Linked DNA regions of Homo sapiens: all the other regions are linked to region 3. A link is a contact called in ENCODE Hi-C or POLR2A ChIA-PET data. All regions are on one chromosome and are shown on one strand. The core of a region is the stretch at or near the end of the contact, and the rest is flanking DNA. Distances in the headings are between cores, read along the strand shown.

What was found. A loop is a pair of places that touch in the nucleus more often than their neighbours do. ChIA-PET counts read pairs that join two places held with the same protein, here RNA polymerase II (POLR2A). Pooled maps may share reads with other maps.
Region 1: a loop to region 3 is called in a pooled map, with 2.5 times the contacts of the local background. The contact joins two enhancer-like sites. A Hi-C loop is called at or near these places in 1 of 168 maps with a recorded cell type or tissue (cardiac septum), 4 of 37 single-sample maps with no recorded cell type and 4 of 50 pooled maps. POLR2A ChIA-PET finds 5 or more read pairs at or near these places in 2 of 52 experiments (T-cell and activated naive CD4-positive, alpha-beta T cell).
Region 2: a loop to region 3 is called in a pooled map, with 5 times the contacts of the local background. The contact joins two enhancer-like sites. A Hi-C loop is called at or near these places in 5 of 37 single-sample maps with no recorded cell type and 5 of 50 pooled maps. POLR2A ChIA-PET finds 5 or more read pairs at or near these places in 2 of 52 experiments (PC-9 and activated CD8-positive, alpha-beta T cell).

The regions. Positions count from the first base shown.
Region 1 is chr21:35,203,284-35,206,771 of GRCh38, forward strand. No RefSeq gene overlaps it. Among named protein-coding and RNA genes, the nearest start is that of RUNX1, 160 kb to the left of the region's middle. Within about 2 kb of position 2,113, at least 30 of the 41 ENCODE cell types and tissues checked have a DNase peak (open chromatin) inside an H3K27ac peak, as active enhancers do.
Region 2 is chr21:34,842,533-34,846,097 of GRCh38, forward strand. The region is part of intron 6 of RUNX1 (RUNX family transcription factor 1); the gene reads right to left. The region is part of intron 1 of RUNX1-AS1 (RUNX1 antisense RNA 1); the gene reads left to right. Among named protein-coding and RNA genes, the nearest start is that of RUNX1-AS1, 8.0 kb to the left of the region's middle. Within about 2 kb of position 2,244, at least 20 of the 41 ENCODE cell types and tissues checked have a DNase peak (open chromatin) inside an H3K27ac peak, as active enhancers do.
Region 3 is chr21:34,972,495-34,975,907 of GRCh38, forward strand. All of the region lies in intron 2 of RUNX1 (RUNX family transcription factor 1), which reads right to left. Among named protein-coding and RNA genes, the nearest start is that of RUNX1-IT1, 65 kb to the right of the region's middle. RefSeq lists a silencer at 1,678-1,972 and enhancers at 1,816-1,865, 1,996-2,085. Within about 2 kb of position 1,882, at least 2 of the 41 ENCODE cell types and tissues checked have a DNase peak (open chromatin) inside an H3K27ac peak, as active enhancers do.

The DNA.
Region 1 (3,488 bases), core at 863-3,362, 230 kb after region 3:
TGCTTTACAGAGAATCGTGAGAAACACTCAGGGAAGAGGTAATTCTACTCAAGGGTCATCCTTTTTCCTTGCCAATTTTTTTTTTCTTTATCAGCATTTGAAAGAAAACCAGATATTTTCTTTCCTGAAAGTTGATGACTTCAGGTGGGGAACAAGCATCTGTGGCAGATGGACTCTTGAAACGCAGTGAAATATCCTGTCTTCCTATAAATGTTTATGGGAGCAGGAGAACTGAAGAAGAAAAACACAGCAAAATGTTGCATGACTCACAGTCCGAACTGCTTCTAAATAAAGCATTTCTCAGAGTTTCCCATGAGGTGATTTGAGTGATCAGGCAGCAGGGTCCCTGTGAGTGGAGCAAGCACATTTTTAAAATACAAAAAGGTATATCCAACAGTCACTCAGGAGAATCGTTCTGTTGTTTTCGATGTTTAAGAAAATGTATGTCTAAGATGAGAGTATCAGATCATGTATATCATGTCCTGTTCCATATGTGGCCAGAGCGTCCCAGCAGTTCTTGGCTCGGCCACTTTGCAGATGATGATCAGCAGGACGTTTCATATTGACTCACAGACTTTCCTCTAATAGAGCATCTCCAAGTGATGATAATTAAGTTTAATTTTAGATCGTGTGTGCTGGACCTGGGAATGTTTTTAAAGTGGTAGCAAGCTCCATTGACTTTGGCAGTTGAGTTTTGAAAGGAAGGTCTTATGTCTTAGACTACCTCCATACTGTTCAGTCCCTTTATACTCCAGAAAATTATGAATTTGGAATCAACTGGGGAGAAATCCTTCGTCAGACTACTGTGCAAACGGTAGACACTCCTGCCCTTGACTGTCAGCCTCGCAGATGGAAACGTGGCCACCCTTCTTCATATTCAAGGCTCTCTGACTAGAAAGTCAGAAAGTGGCTACAGCCCTTCCAGCCAAGCTAGAGGAGTGGAAAAGTAAAGTCTAGAGGGCTTGAGCTTGTCAGGAACCACGGTTAGAACAATTCCTAGATTCTCTATGCAGCTTACCAGTGACGGTCTTCTATGACCTCATAACAGATTGGCAAAATTACATTAGGTGACTCAACCATTTCTGGGTACTGGTATTGAGTAGCGGTATAAAGACGAAATGATTGTATCAGGGAATAATTACTACCTAGAACGTGTTCAACTCTCTATATGTGCAGCAGACATGTGGTCAAATGAGCTGACTTGTTCTGGGTCATCAGATTTAAAAACTACAGGATACCCACTTAAATATAAATTTTAGATAAACATGAATACATTTTTAGCATACATGTACTCCATGTAATATTTTATCATTCATTGTTTACCTGAACATTAAACAAAATTAGTTGCTTCTCCGAAATTTCAATTTAACTGGACATCTGTATTTTAAATGGCAAGCTTCTAAGATGCACGAGCTTTTCTGAGCTACTATTTTATCAAAACACATTCTGAATGTTTTCCTGCAAGAACTGGGGAATCTAGAGAAAATGCATCAAAAATAATTTAACATTAGCAAGAAAACGGCCACTTTGGAAGGGCTTGTCTCAGTCACTGACACATACTGTAAACCTGTACCCCCGGAAAACCAGCAGGAGAGAAAAGTAAAAGCAACATGATGGTTGAGTGGATCCTATTGTGACCTAACACTTCCACCCAGACAGAATCCGAGTTCCCTGCCCGTAATTTTGAGCTTCAGGTTCCAGTTTCCTCTTTTTCTTTACTAGGTTTCGCTGCCTCCTGTAGGGGGAAATAAGGGAAAAGAGATAACGAAAGAAAGAAAGAAAAAAAAAAGGGCCGGCAATTTCATGTACATTTGTTTTGGCATTCGCTGAATTCTAGAGATGAAAACAATCTCCTGCTTTTAATTCAGTCCACGTGCAACAAAGTTGTACGTTGGGAGATCTGGCTTTTAATAAGAACGATTAACAAGCGTTTTTGATCACAGGAAGTTGAGAAGAGTCGCTGCTTCTAAGAATACAATAAACATTGACTAGCAGTTAGACGGTCCATCTTTCTCTATCAGCCGTTTAGCAGCCTCTACTTTGATTTGGGGCAAATGCGAGATGGGACCAGGAGAGAGCTCCCCACACCCCCACCACCACGTGGGCAGTGGTTCTGTTCCAGAGCGCCTTCCTTCCTGTCCAGGGAGGCAGGCTGCTGAGGCCGTTTCTGGGCAAGAGGCCATTGTCGGGATATTTGCTTTAGATAGCTTGCAGCTGGGCTGAGTGGGTGTTTCATTCAGACTCAACACAGGCAGCTCCCACCGTCTCTACTGTTTCAGGCTAGTGGAAGCTAGGGGCCTTTTGATTTATAAAGAGCTCTCTGTGCCTCCAGTTACATTTTAGGAAGCAAAGCCGTGATAAATGAAGCTCTGGCTGCTGATCTCCTGGATACACACACACACACACACACACACACACACACACACACACACACACGGCCTACACACCTTTTCCCCTGTAGCACAGAGGCTTTCACCACCAGGAGATTTAACCCTGGCCTAGGGTAGCCACGTGGGCATCCGTGTTCATCCGACATCCTCTTACATCAGAGCTTGCCCTGAATAGGGCAAAATCAAAGTGTGGAGCTTGTTGGTTTTTTATGTGGTATAGATATTCTTATATTTATCACATTTCCAATTTGAGGTCATCGACCACCATGGAAGGAACTGTGCTGGCATTTCTGGGCAAAGCCTAAAGTTGATTCTTCTTTTCCTACAGACAATTGTTTTCATGTGTGCTGGGAATGAATGCATTCTGAGGATGAGGGGTGGGGAATTCTACACGCAGGGAACTCAGGAGTCTTATTTTCTTTATTTTCTTATCCTGAGCTACAAATGACTGCTTAATTGGGAGAGACTACAATTACAAGAGTTCACTGAGGGAAGCATGAAAACAAAGTGAACCAGAAAAATAGAAACCCAGACTTCTCAGTTCCTGTTTATCCTATTTTTAATCTCCACATCTCAGTTGCTCTCTTTCTTGCTTCTTTTGCCTTGCTGGAATTCATACACACACCTGGCTTTCCATTTGCCTTGGGGACAGTGAGGAGGTGGAGCCCAAGAGTGGGAGGGCCCTGCTGCCTGCCGGTGGGGAGAGCTGGTGTCCGCTGGAAGAGGCAGACCTACAGAAAGCTCGGCCGTGTCTAACTCAAAGGTGTTGGCAGCACATGAATGATGACTTCTCCTCTCTTAACTGCCTGGGCTAGGAGACTTTCGCATGTCCGGACAAGTGGGAAGAAGGAAGGTCGGGGTGGAGGTGACCATGAGATTGTGGACGAATGTTCAGACTGACCAAGGCCTGAAGAGGTCTGAACGCCTGTGTTCTTCAGCCCTCCTCCCCCTCCTCTCTCTGTGTCTCTGACTCTCTTCTCTCCCCTCCCCTCCCTCTGTCTCCTTCCTTCCTTCCTTTCTTTCCTTCCTTCCTCCCTCCTCCTCCTTCCTTCCTTCCCTCTTTCCCTTTCTCCCTCCCTCCTTCCTTCCTTCCTTCCC
Region 2 (3,565 bases), core at 994-3,493, 130 kb before region 3:
ACTCATTTATTTTCATAGTGAAAAATCAAAAAGAATAGGTCAAAGGCTCTTTTGCTGAGTTGAGAGTGGCACTCTGACATAAGCAAAGTCCACCAGCTTCTCCTGTTTCTTTGTAGTGAGTACCCTCTCACACGCACACACAGAGAGACATACAAAAACACAGATGGCACACATGCACACACATACACACATACAGACATGCATGGACAAACATACACACGGACACAGCCATACACATAAAAACATACAGATGCAGCTGGGCGCGGTGGCTCATGCCTGTAATCCCAGCACTTTGGGAGGCTGAGGCGGACAGATCATGAGGTCAGGAGTTCGAGAGCAGCCTAGCCAGTATGGTGAAACCCCATCTCTACTAAAAAATGCAAAAAGTAGCCGGGCATGGTGGCACGTGCCTGTAGTCCCAGTTACAAGTAAGTGGCTGAGGCAGAAGAATTGCTAGAACCCAGGAGGCAGAAGTTGCAATGAGCCAAGATCATGCCAGTGCACTCCAGCCTGAGCGACAGAGCGAGACTCTGTCTCAAAAAACAAAACAAAACAAAATATAGATACACATGGACACACATGTATAAACACACATACAGACACACATGGACATATACACACAAACACAGGCATGCATGTAAACACATACAGACACACACATACACAGACACCTGGACACACACACAGATATAAAACACACATGGGGATACACACATATAAATACACACAGACACATGTACATACGTCACACAGACACATATATTAAGACATGCACAGACACACATACACATACAGACACAAACCAGGACAGACACATATATACAGACGCACACACACATATACATATATCACACAGGGACACACATGCATATACACACAGGCAGATATACAGACATGGGGACACATATATACAAACATACACACATACTGACATACACACATATACACATACATACATATACATCCATCACACATCCATACATCCACTCACACACACACACCGTTCTGTGATCGCCCTCAGGACATGGGCCAAGACAAGTGTAGCAAGCAACAGTCAATGGACAGGAAAGGCTGGCCAACGCCAAGGCAAGATCAACAACCAATACAACTTCAAGCCAGAGACGCACACAGGCCTGCCCCTCCCCAGCCCCCCTGCACCATGCGCCCAAGACTCACGGGACAAAAACCCAAACAAAACTCTGCTCCCTGAGTCCAGGGCTCATTGCCACGAGCAGTGGAGTTTTTCGCCCACTCACATGAGACTCGGGCCTCTCCTAAAAGCAGAGCACTCAAAATCTAAATCTGCCATCCCCGGTCGCCAGGGCTCACTGTCCATTTCTGTCTGGTGACTAAGGAGGTAACTTGAGCTCAGGGCAGAGAAGCCACCTGCTGGCTTTTGCTCTTGACCAGAGGTAGCCCTCTGTGGGGGAAGTGGAGGCAGTTTCTTAAGAAGGGTGCAGACAGCTCCCAAATTCAAGGTTTTTCTTCTTCTACCAGCCTATAATCCCAAATATTAGCAACCCTCCCTAGGTTAAGGTCTTATCTCAAGGAAACCCCCAGTTACAGCGTAACTGAAAAGTAACCAGAGAGTGGTAACCACCAGTGACATGGATTTGTTGATCAGAGTAGCTCCTGCCCAGGGACAGACTCTAAAGAGAAGGCGACTTGCAGAAGAGAAAGAAAGTATTGGTGGCGGGTGGCGCACTATGGAGATATGAGCACTGACTCACAGAACGCTGCCTGGAGCTTCTGACATGGCTTTGGAGTTCAGGCATCAGCAGGGCTAGTCCTGGGGTAGACAGGCAAGACCTGGGGGCCAGGAGAAGAAGATCCAGGAGGCGCACACACACTGCTTGCGTGAGCATGTTACCAGCACTGAGGCTCTCCACACTGGCCTCCTAACCTCCCTGCAGGAATCTCAGTTCCCCTCCCGCAGCAGCAGATCTCATACATAATGGGCAGAGACACTGAGCATGTTTGGACAGGACCGAGGTAAAGGCAGGGCCCTTCCAAGGTTGGGTGATGCCTCCATAAATGCTGGACAAATAAATGAATGAGTGAGTGAGTGAATGAATGAATGAGTGAGCCCCTTTCCTGGACTAGATTTATTCTGGAATGCTCATCCAGCAGTGTGGAGGATGATCTCTCCTCCTCTGTACTTCTAAAAAGAGGGAAGGAAATTCCCTCCTATTTCTAAAAGCCCTGCCCCCTGGGCCTCGGGGACTTTCCCAACAGCAGGGGAACAGCATCTGACTCTGACGCTCTCTCCTGTCACAGACGCCAACTGAGGTTCTAGGCTGGCCTTGCAAAGCCCTTGGACAGATGGCTGAGCAGGTCCTGGCTGGTACAGAAGGACAGGGTACCCTGGCCACTCACAGCTCCTGAGTACTCACTAGTACAAAAGCCAACCGCAGCAAGTTGTTTTGAACAGAACGTTGACCCTCCCTCACAAATAAGGCTTCCGGTTGTTTGTGTCATGACAGCCTCATTCAGGCATCAGGCTCACTTCTATGCACTGTTGTCCACGTGCCAGAAGCAGCCACCTGCTGAGAAGGGCATCTGTGAGGAGGGAGACCTCTTCTAAAGTTACCTGAATGGGCAAGTGGCTGTTTGCCTAGACTCCCACAGAGCACAGCATGGTGATGAAGATGCTGGTCCCACTGTCTGCCAGGTAACATTGGGAGGGAAAGTTCTGTTTATTCCAAGACACTAGTGCCTCCTATTCACCTTGGTGACCACATTTGAGCCAGTTAGGAAATGAAGGAAGGGAAGGTTCCATCCTTGCCAGGGATGGAGACAGGGATGGAGGGCAAGGATGGACGCCCAGGACAGCCTTCTGTCCGGCAACATTCCCCCTCCTCAATCCTTTCCCGATTCGAAAGGTACACAACTTCCCCCTGGCCTGTCTACCTTGAGTCTCTGCCTATGGCTGCCTGGCCTGGTGAGACCAGCCTCCCAGCTCCTCTGTGTTACGCAGGCAATAGGAGAGCTGCCTTTTCAACAACTGTTTTGAACTTTCCTCTCCTTTTAACTCCTTCAACAGTCCCTCTTCTGTGTGAACACTCTGGTGTGTGAAAGCAAGACCTCAGCTCAGGGAGACAGCCCTCATAAACTGCCGCAGATTACCCTGTCTTTTCCCAGCCGGAGGGGGACCCCGCCCCACTCCCTTCCCAGTCTCTTCCCCACCCCCAACTTTTTTTTTTAACCACTTCTGCTTCCTTCATTTTCTCAGCAGCTGCAGCGGAGAGATATAGTAAAGCTACTGTATAGGATTTTGAAAGCAGGGCCTCCAAGAGCTTTCCAAACTCCACACAAGCCAGTTATTCTCTGCCTTGTTTTCTTTGGCTTCAGGTTAGTAACACAGAATGAGTCAAACAGTATTAACTTTCAATAGGGAAGTGGTGTGGTCAACCAAAGCTGTTTGCGGCTAGATTATGAAGATAGGTAGGGCAGGTAATGCAGAATAGCCCATAATACTGTGAGGAGGCAGAGGAGGGAGGCGGCCCCACTCAGAAACACTCCAACAATTAAGTCAACAGAACTCACACCATCTTTTTTTAGTTGG
Region 3 (3,413 bases), core at 632-3,131:
TTCCTAAAAAGTATGGATAAATGCAATTTTTGCTTTGTGCTTTGTCAAATGAATCATATGTTACCATCACTAAAGACATTTGCTATTTGATAGAATTCTGTTGTGAATCTTATCATAAAATAAAACATTTCTCTTGATTGATCTTCTGTATAAGCAAGGTGTTGAAATGTTAGGTTTAGAGAGACAAGACTTTCTACTTAAATGACCAAGTGGTTTGGGACTTTGCATTGATTAACTCTACAAAGAATGAGATTGGTGGTGTGCAGCCTTCCATACAGCAGGCATCATTTGGCAGGCATCTTCTTTTATAATAATCCCATTGTCCAGTTGCATGCAACTGGACCCACGGGTTGGAGAGAGCCTGATGCTCCCTTTGACTTTTCTCCCTCAACATCTTGCTCTGGGTGAGATCATTAATCTATTATTTTTACATTAGTGACTCCCAAATTCATGTCTCCAGCCCAGAACTATTTCCTTGGAATTCTAGACTGACATTTCTGGAGAACCTTGAGAGCTCTTGTTGTGTACTTCATGGAATCCTCAAAACCAATATATCCCAAACTAATCACTTGAATGGATTCCCCAGCTCACTAGAGATAGGCAGTAAGGCTCTTTCTCCCTCCATCTGTCTCTTAGAGACTATCTCATAGTTTTCAGTCCTGCATGCTTATATGGACAAAGGGAGGAGGCAGATGTAGGAATCTTTTATTCAGGCCCCTCACATCTCTAAAAGATAGTCCCACTTTGGTGCCTGTGATGTTATATTGTAGTGGTTGGTGTATTTGATTGTCTCCCTTGCTACATAGTTATCATGCCAAGGACAAATTTTTGTCTGTGAATGGAGAAGAACGAGGGAAGCTCAAATCCCTGCAACGTACTGGCTTCCTGACCTGGATTGGACAAGTCACATAATCTTTCCAGGACTAATCCAGTGTCATCATGTGTGGGAAATTTTTGTATGTGAATTTTATGATACTATACATATATAAGTGATTTTTAAGAGGCCATTTATTTTCTCTTACAGTTTTCCAAACTTTGCATGTATTGATATAATAAATGTTTTATCACTGATCCAATCCATTCTTCATGCATTCATCATTACAATCCTCCTATAAATCTGCTTGTAAATCCCAAGTACTAGTTTAATTTACCAAGAGAACAACACAAACCTCCCTCCATGTCATAGAAAACTCAGTTTGGAGACACTTTATATTAAACCTTATTCCCAAATGTCATCACCACCCAGGGCAAATGGCTCATCTGACACTGTTAGCTTCTAAGGAACATTTTAATCCTTTCTACTATTGCCAGCATAGCACATGAATGACACCAAATCCACTACAAGTCTCCAGGGAGAAATGCATCGCTGATATGATGGCTTTATCTACATTTACACATTGAGGGGAAAATTGAGCTTGTTTTCATACTTCCACAAGTGCACTCTTCTAGCCCACTTTGCCTTTATTATCTCAATATTTCTGATGAATCGGAATTTTGGCCTGGATTATCCAAAGAATTGTTTCAGATCTCTTTGCCTCCACACGTAGATGGAGCTTTAGGCTATGCTCCTCCCACCCCTTCATAAATTCATGGCTTTTCAAAAATTTTCTTCTCTGTTTTCGTAAAAGCCAAGTGCAAAGAGAGAAACTAACTGATTGTACTTCTTCTTGATATGCCTGATAGTTTTCTGTCATCTTAATCATCACACGAGCAAGACTACTCAACACCCAGGCCTTCTGAGATCCGAACAATAAGTAACCACCAGTCACCTCCACACAGGCTGGCCAGGGGTGCTCATGGGGCAGAGTCCATATTAGCTGAAGACTTGCCTGTCCTCTGCCAGGGAACTCTACGGAAACGAGGGCAAGCTTTGCATGAAACCCCATTTGCAAACCGAAACCGTGAAAAAAAAAAAAAGGTGGTTCAGTGTGGTTTTTACTCAAAACCAGGTGAAGCTTTGTGGTTCAGCCAAGTTTTGACTTGAAGCCGGAGAGAGCTCACTGTGTTTGGCTGGACCTTGTTTTACATTTCATGTTCCATTTGGTTCTGTTTCCCAAACCTGAAACTGAGGGTTCAGATGAGGGGCACAAAATGAATAAAATGAAGTTGACATGAAATGTGGTGTAGATGAAGACAGCACCAGCTTTGTGATGCCAACTCCTGCTCCTGCTCTCTGCCGGCACTCCTTCTAGAAACGGCCTTCCCCACACTAAGTAGTTCCCTGGGACTTTTCTTTAAGGAACAGAATGATTAACACTATACAAAAATAGCAAAGGCTATTTTGCTCTTGTTTATTTTAACAGATCCATTAACAAATCTGTTTTTGTGAGTCAGCCATTGAGACTTTTGAGGAAAACATTTTAAGTAACAGACTGTGACGTTATAATGGCATGAATTTATTTAATATGTTTTAAATATCTACTATGTGCTAGAAATTTTAACTTATTAAGTTCTCACCGTATTTTATAGATGTGGAAACTAGGCTCAGAGTGATTGGATAAATTGCCCATATGCTAAAAGAGAAGGCAAGCAAGTGTAATACTAGGCAGAGCCAGCTAGATGTGGAAACTAGGCTCAGAGTGATTGGATAAATTGCCCATATGCTAAAAGAGAAGGCAAGCAAGTGTAATACTAGGCAGAGCCAGCTAGTAAGTGGTGGAGGAAAAGACTTCCCCCTGGATCTTTTCCCTAGCTATTTTCATTAGACCTCAATACCTACAAATCAGACCGAAGTTCTGCCCTCCGGGATATTATGAAGATACATATTTGGCTTCATAAAGAAGCTCTGCTCTGCTTCTATGGATTTAACCAACTGTGGATCTCTCTACGTATAGATCTGTATATATGGATGGTTGTCTGTATTGAACATGCGCAGACTTTTTTCCTGTCATTCTTCCCTAAACAATACAGTATAACAACTATTTGCATAGCATTTACATTATGTTAGGTATTATAAGTAATCTAGGGTTGATTTAAAGTATACAGGAGGATGTGCACATGTTATATGCAAATACTACACCATTTTAGAAAAGAGACTTGAGCATCTGAAGATGTTGTTATTCCAGAGGGGTCCTGAAACCAATACCCCCATGGATACTGGGGGGTGACTGTACTTAAAACAATAGTGTGTGGTGGAAAGTGCTAAACTTCCTAAAAGTTGTCCAAATGGTGAGCTGTGTGGGTTTAGAAGAGGGGAGAGAAGGCTTCTAGCTAGGGAAGGAGGGGTGGAGAGGGTAGCAATTGCAAAAATCTTTGTAAAAACAGTGACATTTGTGACACAGAAGAGCAGTTGGGTGTGTAGCTCTTGGGGGGCGGAAATAGTTTTGGAGGGGAGACAGGGTGGCTGAAAACAGAGAAGAGAGAGGATTATTTGTTGAAGTGAAGAGTTTATAAAGGAGAGTTAAGGAAAGTAA